Linked DNA regions of Mus musculus: region 2 is linked to region 1. A link is a loop called in an ENCODE intact Hi-C map of the cell type or tissue named here. Cell type or tissue: heart. All regions are shown on one strand. Region 1 has its middle 2.0 kb from the start of Gm40981. Region 2 overlaps Fancc (Fanconi anemia, complementation group C).

Evidence for each region. Hi-C counts contacts between places; a loop is a spot of excess contacts. Peaks named below come from ENCODE experiments on the same cell type or tissue, not always from the same donor. Only the 100,000 strongest peaks of a DNase experiment are listed, where the experiment ranks them.
Region 2: a loop joins it to region 1, with 9 times the contacts of the local background. A loop is called at or near these places in 6 of 42 quality-filtered maps.

The regions. Positions count from the first base shown.
Region 1 is chr13:62,918,567-62,921,066 of GRCm38, forward strand. No RefSeq gene overlaps it. Among named protein-coding and RNA genes, the nearest start is that of Gm40981, 2.0 kb to the left of the region's middle. In heart, a CTCF peak has its summit at 1,246 (motif pointing right); no DNase peak of the experiment used is centred here.
Region 2 is chr13:63,355,479-63,357,978 of GRCm38, forward strand. The region is part of intron 6 of Fancc (Fanconi anemia, complementation group C); the gene reads right to left. Among named protein-coding and RNA genes, the nearest start is that of Mir3074-1, 55 kb to the left of the region's middle. In heart, CTCF peaks have their summits at 1,275 (motif pointing left) and 1,474; a DNase peak (open chromatin) is centred at 1,243.

The DNA of each region.
Region 1 (2,500 bases):
TTTCCTTTATAAAACATTTCTATGGCCATCGTATAAAAACAGTGGCTTTCAATGTTGGAAGGCCATTTCTACCACACATGCATGAACAGGTCTTTGGGTGAAAAGGCCTGTGTCTAAAGTATGAATCCTTATACATGCCAGCCTGGGTTATATGGAGCAAGTCACCACACTGGGGACCATCTTTGCAGAGCAAGGCAAAGATAACATGGTTGAGTTTCCTTTGTAGCATGGCACACAGAGTAGGTATCTTCTGAGGTCATAGCAAGATGGAAAGAGATGGACTAGACAAAGCATCCCCTTCATCCGCCTAGCCTTGAAGAACACTTTGGGAAATGCTAAGGCACATGAGTGAGGGAGAGATACCATCAGTTTGTCACTGCTGATTTAAGAAGCTATGCTATCAATGGATGGACCTGGAGGGCATCATCCTGAGTGAGGTAACCCAATCACAAAGGAACTCGCACAATATGTACTCACTGATAAGTGGATATTAGCCCAGAAACTTAGGATACCCAAGATATAAGATACAATTTGCTAAACACATGAAATTCAAGAAGAACGAAGACCAAAGTGTGGACACTTTGCCCCTTCTTAGAAATGGGAACAAAACACCCATGGAAGGAGTTACAGAAACAAAATTTGGAACTGTGACGAAAGGATGGACCATCTAGTGATTGCCATATGCAGGGATCCATCCCATAATCAGCTTCCAAACGCTGACACCATTGCATACACTAGCAAGATTTTGCTGAAAGGACCCAGATATAACTGTCTCTTGTGAGACTATGCCGGGGCCTAGCAAACACAGAAGTGGATGATCACAATCAGCTATTGGATGGATCACAGGGCCCCCAATGGAGGAGCTAGAGAAATTACCCAAGGAGCTAAAGGGAACTGCAACCCTATAGGTGGAACAACAATATGAACTAACCAGTACCCCGGAGCTCTTGTCTCTAGCTGCATATGTATCAAAAAATGGCCTAGTCGGCCATCACTACAAAGAGAGGCCCATTGGACTTGCAAACTTTATATGCCCCAGTACAGGGGAACCCCAGGGCCAAAAAGGGGAGTGGGTGGGTAGGGGATTGGGGGGGTGGGTATGGGGGACTTTTGGGATAGCATTGAAAATGTAAACGAGGAAAATACCTAATAAAAAAATAAATTAAAAAAAAAAAAAAAGAAGCTATGCTATCAGACGATTTGTGCACATGGCTGCCGATGTGCTAGCCACAAGGGGGCGCTCCTGGGTAAGACACCTAGCTGGCCTCCCACAACAAAAAAAACCCAGCAAGGATCTTAACTCGGTATTTGGAAAAATGAATAAAACTGCATGTAAGGAACCCAGTTCCAGGCAATCTGTCATCAGTGTGTAGCAGTAAGAAAAACAAGCAGAATGTACACGGCCTCTGTCTTCACAAAATGAATGTAGACAGCTGGGAAGTTTGCTGTAAAGGAGGGTAATTTCAGAAAAGACTGTATTGTTGGTTGTAGGAAGTTTGCTCAAGTGACATCATACAATAAAATGTTCAGTACTTTGAAAGGCCTGATAAGTCAATAACTTTAGGTCCAAACTATTACTAATAGTTTGCTTATTCAAGGTCTGCGCAGATAGCCAAGATGTACTCCAAACAGCTCAGCCTTGTAGAGCGAGAACTTCACCAGAGTTAGGTGGGTTTTTTTCCTTTGCTTTTTGGTAAAAGGATCAACGACACGTTGTGGGGCATATGTAACACTGGTGCCCAAATATTGCAAGGGATTACGAAGAAAATACATCCAGGGATAGACACAAATCAAGAACAGATTGAGCTAGGCATGGTTTAAGCCACCCTTAAACAGATTAAGCAGGGCTCACACCTATAAATCCAGCACCTGGGAGACAAAAGCAAGATGATTTGTGCAGTTTCAAGGCCAGCCTGTCTAGATGGTGAGTTCTAGGCTAGCCAACAAGACCTTGTCTCGAAAAATAGATAATAGACAGACAAGACCCCCATCTGTTCATCCCATCTCTCTAGCTTCAGCGGCCCAACATACTGCTTTTGAACAGGATTCTATCAATACCTTAATGATCAGGGTGCCAGGAGATGCCATGAGGGGGAAATCTTGCCCGAATCTCTTAAAATTTATGATAAAGTCACCAAATACCTGCCACTCACAAGCCCTGTGCTGTTCTAAATCACGACAAATAAAAGAAAATCAAATGGGGACCTTTACCTATTGACTTGATTCATAGCCAGATATCTTAAACCTTCACACACACACTAAAATTGCAAAAACATTAACCCTGCCACCAGCATGAAAAAGATGTCCCTACCCTAGCTCCATGTTCATTTGACTGGCAAGTTTTATGATGATCCAAATGTGATCACATTTAGTAGGAATATTTAACTTCAATATGTATATATATTACACATTGTAATGTGCTTAGCAGGTCATAAGCCAAGGAGCATAGCCTTTTATTAACCAATATTTTATTTAAATTGTGGTAATCTTTTCAACGTTC
Region 2 (2,500 bases), 440 kb after region 1:
GACAGTTGATACGACTTAAGTCTTCTTCAATTTATTAAGATGTGTTTTGTAATCCAAAATGTAGCCTATCCTGAAGAATACTCTAAGAGAGTAATGTGTGTTCTATTATTATTATTATATGGGGTGCTCCACATATATCTACTGGGTGAACTGGCTGTTAGTACCACCCTAGGTCTTGTCAACTTACCACTCTTTTTTTTTGTTGTTTTGTTTTGTTTTGTTTTGTTTTTGTTTTGTTTTGTTTTTGTTTTTCGAGACAGGGTTTCTCTGTGTAGCCCTGGCTGTCCTGGAACTTACTCTGTAGACCAGGCTGGCCTCGAACTCAGAAATCCACCTGCCTCTGCCTCCCAAGTGCTGGGATTAAAGGCATGCGCCACCACTGCCCGGCTCACTTACCATTCTTTATTACAAAAAAAAAAAAAAAAAAAGCATTATTCAAAGTGAAATGTAGAATGTAGGATCCCTTTCTCCTTATTTTATGTTTTCTCCACCAATCTTTCTATGTGTACTTTGTATCTGTGCACTCCGTTGCTAAGTTCAATTGTTTACAGCTTAAATCTCTAGAAAAGAGACCTTTTTCTCCTTCTGTAACATCCTTTACCTCTTACAATAGTTGTATGGTGTATATATATATGGCTTTTTTTTGCTATGTGGCATATGTGTGTGTATGTGTGTGTGTTACTCTCACAGCCATCCACAGCATCCTTTCATTTTCAGTCTTCGTATGTCCTTGTATCTACTGAGATCCCAGCTTAGATGGTGGCACGCTTATTTAGATGCACAAAGCTCTGGCTTTGACCTTCAGCACCACATGCACTGGGTGTGGTGGTGTGTGATGACACCTGTCACCCCAGCGCTGCAGAGCAGAGACAAATTCAAGGTTATCCCGGCTACACAGTGAGTTTGAGGCCAGCCTCATACATGAGATCTTGTCAAATTAAGTTTAAAAATAATCAGAAATAAATAATCTCTGGGTCACTATCTAAATGGTCCTAAAATATATGAACAGGAAAAGATACTCAAACAAATAAATATACTCGAATTTTTAAAGGAAAATAAACCCAATTAAAGTAGCTAAAAGTAAGTGTAAAAATGAGTGTAAACTAAAGTATAAAATGAGAGTGCTGTAGAAAGCATACAGCTTGCTCTTACTGTCTCACTGCCACGGATGACATCTGAGTTCCAGTCTTGCTCACTTTATGCAGGGAAGCCTCACAGGAATGAATGTCCTCTGTTTTAGTTACACGAGCCAGTGATCATTGCTCCCTCTGGTGTCTGTATCCAGTACTGCAGAATCTCTGATACTGTGATTAGCTGGTTTGGCTTTGTTCTTTGTGTCCTTACTACCCAATGGAGGAAAAACATTTGAGGCTCTCTACTGTGCCATCTTCTGAAGTCATGCATGCGCTTGCCATTCCTTTCATGTTTACTGTCCATTCACTTGTCTCTTCTGCAATGACTTGCACATAGCCCTGGCATTTCCATGGTGGTCCTAGAGATAGACTCAGGTCACCAAGCTTAGGGCAAATGCACTTATCCCACTGAGCCATCTTGCAGGGTATACCACACTCAGTAATAAGCTACTACACTGTTTACCAGTGTGGTTCCATTAGTTCACACACTCGTGATCAATGTATGTAAGTGTTGAAACTTCACTTGAGTATGCAGTGGCACACTTTTTTTTCTTTAGTTTTCTCATTGCAGTAAAACATAAATAAGTTATCATTTAGCCATATATCGGTAGTGACTAACACTAAATATGTTCACATGCCATCTTCTCGCCATTATTATTTATCCAAAAGTTTCTACTGCTCTCAACAAACTAAATATATTAAACATAACTTCCCTTTCTCTCCTCCTTGCTGCTGATCTCTGCTCTGCTCTAGGTCCCAATGAATCAGCCTATTCTAGAACTTCATATCCATAGAATAAAAACATATTTGCTTCTGTGTTGGACTGTTTTACTAAGCATGTTTACATAGTCTTCCTATGCTTGTGCATACATAAAACTTGTTTCTTTTTATATTGGAAAATGTCCAATGAAATATAAACACATTTTGTCTTTTAGCTGTGGTCAATTAATAAAATTGGTGTATAGTTTTAATGTTTTTAGGATAATTTCCTACTTACCTTTAACCATCAACTTAACACAATTTAAAGTCACCTGAGAAGGAAGTCTCAATTAAAGATTACTCATATCAGACTGGCCTGTGGGGATGTCTATGGGAGATGTCTTAGATGCTAATTGATGTGAGGGGGCCCAGCCTACTGTGGGTGGCACCATCCCTATGCAGGTGGCTGTATAACACAGCTATGTAGGAGCAGTGTTCTTTCAAAGTTTCTCTTCCAACTTGGTGCTCAAGCTTCTTCCTTGACTGTGGCCTCAGCAATAGACTGTGACCCAGAAGTCCAAGGAGCCCCTTTTCCCTCCTTTTGATCAGTGTTTTTAATCACTGCTTAGTAAAACCAGTCCAACACGGAAGCAAATATGTTTTTATAC